Regions from separate parts of the Homo sapiens genome. Here region 1 is linked to region 2. Evidence: chromatin contacts called from ENCODE Hi-C or POLR2A ChIA-PET data. All regions are on one chromosome and are shown on one strand. Each heading gives the region's core, a stretch centred on a gene start or an enhancer-like site at or near the end of the contact. The rest is flanking DNA. Distances are from core to core; before and after follow the strand shown. Region 1 holds the start of DCAF7 (DDB1 and CUL4 associated factor 7). Region 2 holds the start of TANC2 (tetratricopeptide repeat, ankyrin repeat and coiled-coil containing 2).

Evidence for each region. Hi-C counts contacts between places; a loop is a spot of excess contacts on that map. ChIA-PET counts read pairs that join two places held with the same protein, here RNA polymerase II (POLR2A). Pooled maps may share reads with other maps.
Region 1: a loop to region 2 is called in a map of B cell, with 21 times the contacts of the local background. The contact joins the promoter of DCAF7 here to the promoter of TANC2 in region 2. A Hi-C loop is called at or near these places in 3 of 168 maps with a recorded cell type or tissue (B cell, CD4-positive, alpha-beta T cell and naive thymus-derived CD4-positive, alpha-beta T cell), 1 of 37 single-sample maps with no recorded cell type and 8 of 50 pooled maps. POLR2A ChIA-PET finds 5 or more read pairs at or near these places in 3 of 52 experiments (AG04449, activated CD8-positive, alpha-beta memory T cell and naive thymus-derived CD4-positive, alpha-beta T cell).

The regions. Positions count from the first base shown.
Region 1 is chr17:63,545,232-63,551,952 of GRCh38, reverse strand. DCAF7 (DDB1 and CUL4 associated factor 7) reads right to left here and starts at 1,476. Exons shown (of 7, transcript NM_005828.5): 1 at 1,138-1,476. The coding sequence starts at 1,275. KCNH6 (potassium voltage-gated channel subfamily H member 6) reads right to left here. Exons shown (of 13, transcript NM_001278919.2): 12 at 6,689-6,721; 13 at 5,226-6,344. The coding sequence ends at 6,051. RefSeq lists silencers at 983-1,132, 1,153-1,202 and enhancers at 1,353-1,432, 1,873-2,262, 1,562-2,546.
Region 2 is chr17:62,964,132-62,971,409 of GRCh38, reverse strand. TANC2 (tetratricopeptide repeat, ankyrin repeat and coiled-coil containing 2) reads right to left here and starts at 5,175. Exons shown (of 28, transcript NM_001394998.1): 1 at 4,661-5,175. RefSeq lists a silencer at 5,099-5,288.

The DNA.
Region 1 (6,721 bases), core at 227-2,726, 580 kb before region 2:
GCGCACTAAGCTACGCCCGGCTTTTTTTTTTTTTTTTTTTTTTTTTTTTTTTTTTTTTTTTGTATTTTAGTAGAGACGGGGTTTCACCGTGTTACCCAGGCTGGTCGCGAACTCCTGAGCTCAGGTAATCCGCCCGCCTCGGCCTCCCAAAGTCCTGGGATTACAGGCGTGAGCCACCGCGCCCGGCCAGTTTTACTCTTCTTAAATCTGATGTTCATGGCATAAAGCAGGAGTAGTGGCTTTAAATATCACTAGCCACAGCTTTCAGTTGCTCTGATCGCTATCATTCACAACTTTGAGTAAAAGGAAGAAAGAAAATTCTTCCAACTGACTTATTCAACTTTCAAAAATGAGTTTGTTGCAATGCCAGTTTAAAAGCTCCCCTACTACACCGTGCTTCTATAAAGGATTCTCAAATTGATGTATGTCCAGCAAGACTTACTACTAAAGGTCACACAACTGTACTAGCACGAAACAAGCCAAGAGATAAGGCCCTGTCATCCTTCTGTGTTCAGGAAACAACGGCGGGATCATGCCACAGGCCAAGATTTCCAAAGAGATTGCTTTAGAGAGAATGGATATCAGGAAGCAAGAGCAACAGTAATTCTGGCAGAAGGGCTAGGATCCATGAGTACCCGGGGGGGGTGGGAGTAGGGGGCGGGGAAGCTTGTACAATAGATCGTCTTAATAGAAATCTAGTGTGGCCAGGAGTGCACGACCACCAATAGAAGCGCCTGCATTTTCCTTCACAGCTATCACTCTCTCTTCCCTTCCCCGCCCACCAACGAAAGCAATGCGGCAGGAGTGGAGAGCACGGGATGAATAAATGGAGTATCTTTGGGGCGTAAACCCGGTTTTAAGACCTGTTTCCACCCCGAAATAGCTGCCTGACCCAGGCAAGTCACAAAACCGTGCCTCAGTTTCCCCACTACACTGCCGACTACACAAGAATGCTGCCTGGATTAAAGGAGACAGACAACGAGTACGAAACCTTCAGCACAGGGCCAGACAGAGGAACCGCTCCGTGGCCCTAGGGCGAGTCCGCAAGAGGGTTCTGAGGCCTGGGCTCCGGCCCGGAAAGGGCGCTCCCGGGGCCCGCTCCCCGCCAGCTGGGTTCCGAGCCCCTGCCCGGCCCACCTTGTTGTTGTACTCCTCCACGAAGCTGCCCAGCGCCAAGCGAAAGCGCTTATCGGGCCGCACACTCCAGTTCATCGCGTAGACTGTCCAGGGCGCTTCATACTTGTAGATCTCCTTCCGTTTGCCGTGCAGGGACATGGTGGCCACGGGGCCGCAGTACGGGCCGGGTCAACAGTGGGCTGCGGCGGGCGGGGAGCCGAGCCTGAGATCTATGGGTCCGAAGGGAGGAGAGGAGGGGGCGGGCAGGAACGGCCTAACCCGGAAGCGGGGATGCGGCGACAAACAACGACGACGGCCGAGCCCGACCCCTAGTTTCAAACCAGCTTGGGAACGGACGACAACCACCTTCCGTTTTGGGACGCCGCCCCGCCCTCTCGGAACGGAAGCCGCCGGACCCCCGCAGCGGCACCGGCCGTTGGTTGCCTGACACGTCCTTTCGAAAGGATTCTTTCTTGTCATTGGTTATTGCGGCCGTAGCGTCTGAAATCTCCTCGCTATTGGGTTAAATGTTTGTCATTGCAACTACTCGCCCCGCCCAACTCTCGGAGGCAGGCGCTTTGGCAGCCCCAAAGGTCATTGGTTGGCCAAGATGTCAGTCAGGCAGATAACGGCTCAGTGCGGGTGGTGGGGGCGTGGGTGGCCTGGAGGCGAGCGTGCTGTAGCAGCGGGCCTCCAAGTTCTAGGCCAAGTCTCTGAGAGTGAAACCGTCTGTGACCTGCGCTGACTTCCCCTCCGCTGCTGCTGTTCTGAGCGGCCTCTCCACGCTGTCGAGTAAAAGTACAATTCTGCCTTAGTGGAAGACCTACTGACTTTCGCGGGACAGAGCCCTGCGGCCTGGCAGCCTGGCCTGCGCCCAACGGGTACCACCTTCCCGCCCCATCTCTTCCCAGGGCCCTTTTAACCCGAAAGCTGCTCTCTCCGTGCCTCAGGGACAGGCTTCGGGCGCGCAGATGCGCTCAGGGCCAGGCCAGCTTGAGTCAGGCCCTCCCGCGCTTTCCTGCAGGATCTAGAAATGTCCCCGAATTCTGGGGTAGGCACCGACCCGACCAGCTTGGCTCTGTTTTTGTCAGTTCCCATCCTGTACCCTTCCCGCCGTGGATCCCAACGCAAATGCTAATCCAGCCCCAAAGGTATCTGTGCCTGTGAGTTGGAAAAGGGGAAGGGCCAGAGACCAAATGACACCTTTATATAAATTATTTCCAATTCTCAGCTTTCATCAAAATTGAAGGAGGTTTGTATTGAATTGTTGGATGATAACATTAAATACTTTTTTTTTTTTTTTTTAAAGACAGGGTCTTGCCCTGTCACCCAGGCTGGAGTGCACTGGTGTGATAAGGGCTCACTGTAGCCTGGACTGCCTAGGTTCAAACGATTCCCCCACTTTAGCCTCTGGAGTAGCTGGAACCACAGACATTTGCCACCACACCTAGCTATTTTTAAATTATTATTTGTAGAGATGAGATCTCTCCATGTTGCCCAGGCTGATCTCGAACTCCTGGGCTCAAGCGATCCTCCCACATCAGCATCCTAAAGTACTGGGATTACAGGCTTGAGCCACCATTCTGGGCACTAAATATAATTTTTAATGATAAATGATTTTTCCACCTCCCAGGTTCAAGTGATTCTCCTGCTTCAGCCTCCCGAGTAGCTGAGATTACAGGGGTGCACCACCACAGCCAGCTAATTTTTGTATTTTTAGTAGAGATGGGGTTTCACCATGTTGGCCATTCTGGTGTCGAACTCCTGACCTCAAATGATCTTCCAGCCTCGGCCTCCCAAAGTGTTGGGATTACAGGCGTGAGCCACCGCATCTGGCCAAGAAATCCTCTTTTTTTTTTAATTTTATTTTATTTTTGAGATGGAGTCTCACTCTGTCGCCCGGGCTGTAGTGCAGTGGCACTATCTCGGCTCACTGCAACCTCTGCCTTTAGGGTTCAAGTGATTCTCTTGCTTCAGCCTCCTGAGTAGCTGGGATTACAGGCGCCCGCCACCATGCCCAGCTAAAGGAAATCCCCTGTAAGGAGGAAAGTTTAAAAACAAATTTAAAAAGGAAAGAAAAAGACGTACAAAATTCGCGGTACCTTGTCTTATTCTAATAAAAAATAATGATATTTATCCACAGATATAGGAACTAACGGGGGGAGGAAATTTTCTCTTTTATGACGTATATTTCCAATAAAATTTTAGTTTTTATTAGAAAATTGAATATATATTTATGTTGTTTTGAACAACTGTACTACTAATAGATGTAACCCTTAAAGCCTTATTAAGGTTACAAAAATTAATTTTAAAATGTCAATTAATTTATACACATTCGTTTTGAGGCAGGGTCTTGCTCTGTTATCCAGGTGGTGGTGCAGTGGGGCAAACAGTGCTTATTGCAGCCTTGACCTCCCGGGCTCAAGCAATCCTCCTGCCTCCTTTATTTTTTGTAGAGACAAGATCTTGCTATGTTGCCCAGGCTGGGTTCAACTGGTCCTCCCACCTCAGCCTCCCAAAATGCTGGGATTATAGGCATGAGCCACCCCATGACCGACCTACTTTTTTTTTGAAACGGAGTCTTGCTCTGTTGCCCACGCTGGAGTGCAGTGGCACGATCTTGGCTCACTACAAGCTCCACCTCCTGGGTTCACGCCATTCTCCTGCCTCAGCCTCCCGAGTAGCTGGGACTACAGGCACCTGCCACCACGCCTGGCTATTTTTTTTGTATTTTTAGTAGAGATGGGGTTTCACCCTGTTAGCCAGGATGGTCTTGATCTCCTGACCTCGTGATCTGCCCACCTCAGCCTCCCAAAGTGCTGGGATTACAGGTGTGAGCCACTGCGCCCAGCCACTTTTTTTTTTTTTTTTAAGAGACCGAGTCTTGCTCTGTTACCCGGGCTGGAGTACAGTTGCATGAACATGGCTTACTGCAGTCTTGACCTCTTAGGTTCAAGTGACTCTCCCACCCAAGCCTCCCAGCAAGCCCTGTAGTACCTGGGACTACAGGTGCGCATCACAATGCTTGGCTAATTAAAAAAAAATTGTTTTGTAGAGACCAGGTTGAGCTATGCTGCCCAGGCTGGTCTTGAATTCCTGGCTCAAGCAATCTTCCAGCCTCAGCCTCCCAAAGTGTTGGGATTACAGGCATGAGTGAGCCACTGCACCCAGCCTGTATACATATTTGTGTTGCAAACATATGATAGGGTGATCAATATTAGGCTTTGAAGCATACCAATAAATTACATGTAGGATAAAACTATGGGAGGAATAAGTGGGAATTATGAGAAAAGAAAAAAGAACGATGTTAAAGAAGGGTTTCTTGTGTTTTTAAAATAGATGGTGGTGGCTCTCAAATCGCTGCTATTTGGGTAGAAATGGGTCAATACAAATGCCCCGTGTTGGGCACGGGGATGATTTTTAAAATTTTCATTTTGAGACAGGGTCTTATTCCCTTGCCCAGGGTGTGAGTTCAGTGATGCAATCACGGCTTACTGTAACCTTGGACTCCTGGCCTCAAGCAGTCCTCCTGCCTCATCCTCCTCCCAAAGCCCTGGGATTACAGGCATGAGCCACTACACCTGGCCTCTTTTTTTATTTTTATTTTCTTTTTAACTGAGGTATAATTTACACACAGAAGCACACTCTTTCGCAACCTGAACACCTGTAACCAGCACCTAGATCAGGAAACAGAACAGTACCTGCACCTCAGAAATCCCCCTCATGTTTGGGTGTCTTAGTCTCTCTGCTACTGATCCCACATCTGTAAAATGGGGATAATAATACCAACCCGTTGGGGTTGTTTTGAGGATTAGATGAACAAGTATCTGCAGAGCTGTCAGCACAGTGCCTGGTACGGGGCGAGTGCTACCGAAGTGTTGGCTGTTGTCATGATCCCCTAGGGCCACCAAGCCAGTGCCTCTGCTTCCCTTCACCTCGGCCTAACAGCCCCAGGCTCCAGGAGCCTCTGGGCCCAGCAGAACCACCTTCAGGTCCCCAACACACTGGATATGGTGGAGGGTAAGTCTGCAGCTCCTTACAAGAAGGGTTTGGAGAAAGCCACAGCACAGTCAAAGACGTAATGACCTTCAGATAAGTTACACACCCAGTCCAACATGAAATGTGTACTTTATTAGCTGTGTGACACTCCACTGCCCTCAAGAGACCCAATGTCACAGAACCATCAGGAGCAGAGGGCTGGAGGACTGTCCTGACATGTCTGCCACAGAACATACCTCCATCTCCAGCCAGGTCAGAGGCTCATGGTAAGAGTTCTGACCAACCCCGGGCCTTGGTGCTGAGCCATGAGGTGCTGGAGGGTTCTGAGCTGGGAGGCTCAGAGCAAGGTACTCATGTAGATCAGAAACCTCTTTCTTCACTGCCCCCTCAATCCTGTAAGCTGCCTCCACACCTGAGACTCTCCCACCCTGCACCAGGCTTGCTGTTTAAATGGAGCCCTGGAGGAGGCTGGGAAAAGTCGTGAGCTTCTTCACCCACGCCATCCTGGGTCACCTGGATCAGCAGTTTGTAGCTACTTTAGGAGAGGCCCATCTGGGGGGCTGTCTGCCTCCCCAAGATCTTTTTTTTTTTTTTTTTTGAGTTGGAGTCTCACTCTGTCACCCAGGCTGGAGTGCAGTGGTGCGGCCTCGGCTCCCTGCAACCTCCACCTCCCGGGTTCATGCCATTCTCCTGCCTCAGCCTCCCCAGTAGCTGGGATTACAGGCGCCTGCCACCACGCCCGGCTATTTTTTTTCTTTTTTAATTTTAGTAGAGGTGGGGTTTCACCGTGTTAGCCAGGATGGTCTGATCCGCCCGCCTCGGCCTCCCAAAGTGCTGGGATTACAGGCGAGCCACTGCACCCGGCCACCTCCCCAAGATCCTTAACTCTCACCTTGCCCACCTTCAGTCCCCTCATGGTGTCTTTATCTTGGAGTTCAGTGGCCCCAACTCCCTGCAAATCCAGGATCTGAGCCATGTCTCTGGAAGTCCAGCTGCTTGGGAACAGAGCCAAGGTGTTCAGGGAGGGAGGAGAAGCAGGGACCACAGATGAGTCCTTGTACTTCCAGGGGATGTAGAGGTGAGGCTAGGGGTGGCCAGAGCCCCTCAGGCTGTTCCTGTTCTGAGGATGGTGCCAGAGTTTTGTCCGTTGCCACAGCCAGGTGAGGCATCCTGGGGGAGGAGTTCCTGTGCTTTGGACTACAGTCATCCAAGTCTCCATAGCTTGGGGTCTGGGAGGAGCAAGAAAGAGGGATGCACCCCAGGCCAGGCTGCGGGTTAATCCACCCTGATTTCAGGGATGGGATCAGGCAAAAATTGTACCTGCCCTTCCCACACCTCAGGGTCCTGCTGCCCTGGCCCCAGCTGCAGGCTCTGGAGTCACATTCTGGGCTTTGCCAGCACCTTGCCCAGGCTAACCCTATCATGACTCTGATCATAAAGGAGGTAAGCAGAAGCCCTGGCTGCTCTGGGGCCACAGAGGCTCTGGGCCTGATGCTGCACTGTGAACAAGTCAGGGTAGGGAAGGCATGCAGCTGCTCGCAGGTAAGCCCCTGGGAATCCCCTCACCTCTTACCTGTGCAGGAGGCAGAAAGCCCTGGGGCAGCCT
Region 2 (7,278 bases), core at 3,926-6,425:
TGCAATAAGCTAAGATCACACCACTGCACCCTACCCTGGGAGACATAGTGAGATCCTGTCTTGAAAAGAGAAAAGAAAGGGAAAGCGAAGGGCAGCAGGAGACTGCTGAGTGGGAAAACACAGCTCTAGTCTTTAAGCTCTTCTTTAACCTATTTCTCTCCGTGGCCTTTTCAAGAAACTCATCAGGGATATACACTCTGCATCACCATACACACATCTCCTTAACTCATTTTTTTTTTCATTTTAAACGGTCTTCATCTAATGCAAGTTACTACAAAAGACGCTATTCAAAGAAACCAAGCGGTATTCTCACGGTATTACAACGAAGTCTAAACTATTTATTTGTATAGTATATTTACAGAGTGCCTTTCCCTCAAAATAATCACAGCATTTGATGACTACAGGCACATTAAGCAAATATAACAATGCTGAGTCTCAAGTCATTCAGAAAGAAAAAAAAAGTCCAAATAATTGAACTAGCTTCCAAACTATTTTATAATATTTGGTGCCTTGATTAGACTAGTACTAGAAGAGTAAACAGCCCTCTGCAACAGCTTGTTCTAGCTCCCTGAATTAAAATCTGCATATTGTACTGTCAGCAAAAATATCCCAGCTAACATTGGTGATTCTGGGTAAGTTCAATCCAACAATATTCAGCTAGTGTGCCCAATCAGAGTGTCTCAGATCTCATTTTAATTCTACTGTAAAAGGAAGAAATATGACAAGGAGAGGATTTTCATGCATTTCTTTTATGCACACTTGTTCTACCATATATTCAATCAGTACCAACTACCCTAATAGTCCCCTTTGAAATGACTGGATTAGTATACTCCTTTCTAGGGTCTCCTTCCCTCTCCATTCAAAATAATTCATACTCACTTAAGAAATAAAGAGCAAAGGCAGTTATGGGGAAAAGAAGAAAAAACAGAGCTAGCGTGGGACAGTCAAGAATTCATGATGGAAGAGGGAAATAATCTATTAATGTTTAACAATGTTAGTAAAATCCTAATTTGCAAACCAAATTAAGTTTTACAAGTGAAGTATGCTAAAATGAACTACCAACCAGTAACCAATACAAATACAAAGCATAGTCTGAGTGTATGACAATTTATTAAATATATTAAATTACGTAAGCATATATGCTGAATAAGTTTTAGCCATAAGCAGTAGATTATATTGAATTCCCATATCAACAAATGTATATAAAAAGGGAAGTGTTTGGTTACATGAGATATGCAATTCGCAGCACAATAAGGAAAGGTTTCTGTTGAAAAAGAATGGCAGAAGCAATTTGGCTAAGAGAAGAAAATAACTATTATAATTGTGAAAGATGATGTTCCATTTCTTAAACTGGGTAAAAGGCATGTAAGTGTTGGCTGCATTGTGAAGTCTTTATATTTTACACATTTTTATAAATACTTTGTCATATGTGGTCAATATCTTATAAAACAATGTTTAAGTGTGAGAAAAATCTGAACAAACATTTGTTGACATTAGAGGTAAAATGTACATAGGCATCTAATCCATTTGTGCTAATTATGGTAGTTTTTAATATAAATGAAAAAGAGGTCATAAAAATATGAGTAGGAAGAAAAATATTGTAATTTATCCTTAATTTCCCTACAGAAAATAAGCAGTAAAGGTTTACTGGTGCTCTTAAAAAGGCTGTGTGTGTGTGTATGAATGTGTATTTATATACACACACACACACACACACTATATTAAACTACTTGAAATTAACTTTTTACCTCTGAAGTTCCCTTCAAACCAACCACCATCACAAATATTTCCTTAACCACATAAAAAGTACTAATACTCCTCTACGCATAATCCCAGAAATAAGTTAAAAAACAAATTCCTAAAGAGAAATGTTCACACTGCAAATAACTGTATCTTTTGTATATATGCAGACTTAACATCTATGTGAGTTGTCCAGGTTTATCCACATCTATTGTACTTGCTTTATGATGGGCACATGCATTTTAATTATGCCTTGCCAATACTACCTTGAGTGAGAGGGCAATATAGCATATTGATGAGGAGCACAGGTTCTGGAGCTAGCATTCCTAAATGGAAACTTAGCTCTTCTACTTCTCAGCTATATAGTATTGGGCAAGTTATTTAACCTCTCTGTGTTTCAGATTCTCATCTGTAAAACAGAAATAACAACACATACCTCATAGGGTGTTGGAACTGATTAAAACAACGTACAACGGGACTGGCAAAGAATAGGTGCTACATAAATGTGAGCTGTTACTACTAGTACAGCTGGCCCTTGAACAACATGGGCTTAAACTGTGCTGGTCTACTCCTATGCAGATTTTTTTCAAGCAATACAGTATTCATGGGATGCAAAAACCGAGTATATTGAGGGCCGACTTTTCCCTATACATGGTTCCATACACCAACTGCGGGATTTGAGCATGCAAGGATTTTGGCATATGTGGGGGTCCTGGAACCAATCCCCTGCATACAATAAGGGAAGAATGTAGTAGTAATTGTATTGCACCCTCTTCCTGAAAGTACCAAAAACATTCTTAAGCAATCTGAATTCCTAACATCAAATGCTACCTATATTTAAAATAGACACCAAATCTGAGGCCTGATTAACAGTAAGTTTAAAGCCCTTCAACTCTGAAGAAAATAGGTGATTCACAGATCTACATAATACTCTATCAAGAACAATCTGAGAGGACTGGTTCCCCGAGCGCAACTATCAATTTCTTCCCTTACACAAGGGGGCAGTGATAACAAGAAAAGAATCGGGCTCTGTAACACCTCTTCCTACAGACAGTAGGGGGTGGCAGTACATATGGCTTACAGTCAGAACAAAACAGGAAGACCCAACAGAATTCTCTTTATTCTCCTCTGGCCCTTTCCTCTGTTCTTCAGCCCCAACAGCTTCTCAAGGTAAGGGACATATCTACAGAAAAGACTAAAACCCAAAATCAATCACCAAGGAAAATCTATTTTTGTCTTTGAAGCAAATGATCCCTCAATGGCTGAATTTGGATCTAAGGGAAAGCCAATCAGTATGAATTTTCAGATTATCTGGCAAATTACTATAATGAGAACAGCATTCACACATGTAATTTAATTTCTTTACAAGAATTATAACATAAAACATTAAAATCTCATCAATAATTAAGTACATTCTAACGAACACATTTCCATATTTCTGCTTTTGTTATATAGTATATTCACACTCATTGTATGTATACATATAAGTTACATTAAATAGATCATGGAGTTGTCTTTTGTTACTTCTGAAATTCCAGCTATGTTCTGACAATCCTCTCGAAACAGATGTTCTTAAATGGAAGTCACAATGTTTTGCAGCATGTTGGTAATTTCTTATGTATGTATAATATACATGCACATATATCTATATAGAGACATAAATAAATATCTAGATACAGAGGGGAGCAAGAGAGAGGGAGAAAGAGAATGTTTAACGTTTTATTTCGTGCTCACATCCCTAAGAGGATCTACCTGGGAAATGCTGCAAGAAGCACTCCACTGACAGTATCCATGTTGTTGCTTTTTATGCCAATTTACTGTATTCTTTTTTTTTTTTATTTCACCATCCCAACACCAAGAACATACAAGAATATTTTAGTACTGCCGTTCTCTATAATTAACCATTGTGATAGATACTGGCTCCAACCCCTCAAAATGCCTGAAAATCTATCCCTTTTGTTCACCACACTGCTTTGTTTTCCTCATTACAGATATTTTCACCTGTGTAAAAATCAGGAAAAGGGCACATACGAAAAATACTTCCCTTTGCCTAATGATCTTTAACTCATAATTATGGTCAAGACGTTTGGGGTTTTGTTTGTTTCTTTTCCTGGAGAGGAGCAGAGAAGAGAGTGAAAGACACCCGAAACACCAAATCTTCTTCCTAATGTTAATTATCATTGTTTATGTTTTGTGAAGACCATTCTAAACATTCCACACCTGGAAATGAAGACTGGATACAATTGTACCAATGCTCTACACGCTGATGGCAAAACCTGGAATTATTTTAGCCCTATTTTTTCTTTCCAATCTCACAGCCAGACACAATTTGCTTTTTTTCTTTCACGTGGTTACTTTCTCTACCTCAAAAAAAATAGCTTATCATAGCTCCTCCCGATTTCCTATGGCAAAATATCTAGCAATGAGCCTTATTAATCTTTTATTATGCTACACCTCCTTTCCCAGAGGAATTATTAATATCGCTAATAACACTTCGACCATGAATTTCAACGCCACAGAGGCCAGCCCATCCTGTGCCTTACCTGGCACATTTCGCAACTACTTTTATGCTGCATTCTGGGGGCACATTTTGCAACTCGTTCTGCACCACATTCCCTGCCACGTTTAGCAATCCGCCTCGCATCTTATCCTTGGTCCCCGTCATCCAGAGACGCTCTAGGTACCAAATTCCATGACATCTTCGGTGACAGCCAAGTGGCGACCCCACACGCCTCTGAAGCCCGCCTTGGTGTCATATTCGGAGCCAGCCTTCCCCACGCCTTGGACACCGAGGCACTTCGCTGCCCATTTCGCCGTCTCCCCGCTCGCCCCCGCCCCTCTCCCCGGAGCCGAGGCTGTGGAGGCGAACGACCCTGTCACTGAAGCGACCTTTCCTCGCCCTGCTCCCCGGGCCCCTTACCTGCCGCTCTGAGGGGCTCTCTGCACCTCCGGGTCAAGCCCCAGTCCCCGGGGTCTCCTGTGAGGACCGCGCCGCCCGCCGGCGCCGCCCGCGATTCCCGGAGCACCTCGCAGTCCTCCAACGCCCCGCGGCGAGTCTGCACCCCGGAACGGCGCGGCGGGGCCTCGCAGCCGGCGAGCGCAGCCCGCGGCGGTGCTCCTGTCAGCGGCGGCTCGGGGGCCAGCTCTCGCCCCTCGGCTCGGCTCGGCGGCGGCGGGCGCCTCGCTCCGCCTAGCGCGCGGCACAGCCGGGAGGTGAGCGCGAGGGGGATGGGAATGGGGGCGGGGCCGCCCGAAGGAGGCGCGGAGGGCGGTGGCGGCGGGAGGGCAGCGCCAGCGGCCCTAGGCCGGGCGCTCGGAGCGCTCGCAGCTTCCCCCGCCGGGCGGGCGGCTCGCGCGAGGCGGCTGTGCCAGCGGGCCCCGCCGGAGCAGCGCGCCCAGCAACCCGCGCCCCGCCGGCCGCTCGCTAGCGCCGCCGCCGCGCTGGGGGCGTCGCACCCTCTGAGGCCGCCCGCAGCCCCGCCCCCTCCGGGCTGGGGTGGGGAGGGGCGCGAGCGCGGAGGGAGCGCGCGTGCGTGGGGGCGCGTGCGTGGTGGAGCGCGCGCGCCCCCGCCCCTTCCACAGTTTGGGGGTGGGGAACGGCTGGAAGAGGGAGTGGGGACGCAGCCCTCCTCCGCGCGGAGAGACGGGGCCCTGGCTCTGGCGCTCTGGGATGTCCTGGCATTTCTCGTATCCCCGGGGGGCTCGGACTTGTGGGTGGCATTTGGAGGGGCAGCAGGGAGGACGCTCGGTAACTGACAAGGCCCTACATAGTTGGGCTCCGCCCTCAGGGGTGATGTCACTCTCGAGGTGGCTGCTGCTGTCACGTGCGCCCATTTCAGGGCCTGTCCTCCTGCTTTGATGACCGGAATGCTCTCCTAGATCTCCCCCACTTCGGTCACCTCAGGCACATATCACTCTGAGAGTCCTCGAAGCCTACAAGTGTCAGTTATTCTTTCCCGGATTCTCAGTGGTAGTTTGTAGACGACTTCAAAAGGCCACGGTTGGCTGTGGGGAGAATCAGAATGAGAAAGAAAAACAAAACAACAGTGGGGTTTGTGGGGAGACCGAGACTGTTATTTAGAATAATGGCTGAAAATTCACCAACCACAGCTTGCAAACCTGAGGTAAAGTCGTGGCGCTGCTTCTGTCACTGCCAGGTTGACTAAGAAGTAGCGTGGTTTTAAGAGCTGGTCGACAAGGGCGGGAAAGCCACCACATTAATACCTCGTCGAACGATGTTAGGTCATATTTCACCCTCCACCTAGATCTTCTTCCCCTCTACTGTTTCCCTCCTATCATAAAACAGCAAGTCGGCTGTGGGAGGTATTTGGGACATAAACATCATCGCGTGCTGCAAGATGATGCGAAGCAATCACCGTTACCAACTCTGCCCGGCTCGCCTTCCCTTCCATAAACTGAGATGACCTTTCGTGGTCATCCAACTTCTTAATCAGATGACATGATTGGAAATAGATGCGCCAAATTACATCAATCAAGGAAGCTCTGTCTGTGGCGCTTCCAAGGTAGAGAGGTTTGTTTGATAACAGCACTTTAATCTGCCCCATCCTGTAGCACTTCATCCAGGAGTTTCTTCGATTTTCAAAAATTAGTATTAATTTCAGAACAATACAAGAAACTGGATATGAACATGTCCATCCAACAGCTCTTCTTTACAGTGAATGCTTGCAAAGTCAGAGCTAGAGCAGCTTTGAATAATACAGCTAACATGGCAAGGTGAAGGGCTGACATATGGAATCTTTTGGTGTTAACTCCAGAAAGTTAGATTAATCTAATGAAAACCCATCTACCTATGGTATTAGAGGCAAGGTAGTGATTACTTACAGGGGAATTGATTGAGAGGGGACAGGAGAGAGCCTTCTGGTTTGCTGGAAATATTCAATATCTTAATGGTTACCCGGGTGTATACATATGCAAAAAGATCTGTGCACTTCATGTCAGTTTTTTAAAATCACATACACACAAAGAAGCATTACAATGTCATCATCACTGCAGTCGGAAAACCTCAGTTTGAATCTCAGTGTCACCCAACACTTACCTGCTGTGTGACCTTGAACAGGTCTCCGGACCTTCCTTTCTTCATCTGTCTAACGTGGGTGATATTAATACTTACCTCACAGATGGATGTAAAGATGAAACAAAATTTTGGAAAATACTTAGCACAAATCCTGTTACACAATAAGGACTCAGGAAACAGGAGCTATTATGTTATCCTTCTTACACTTGAATTTACCCTATTTAATTCTCCTTCGGTCTTTTTTTTTTTTTTTTTTAAGATTACTTTCTATCTAAGCCTTTCCCTGCGAGTTCCACTGAGGCTAATAACATTCCTTCTCTGAGAAATAACAAAAGGCAGTCAGGGGTGTAATGTTGGTTTTCAAACTAGTTCAGGTGGCAGTCTCTAGAAATTATGGTGCTCAACGTGGAGCATCATGAAATACAGATAGATTTAACTCTGCCATATGGAATTGACACAATTTTACAAGCACTAAATCTGGCAATTTTATGGTTATGCAAATC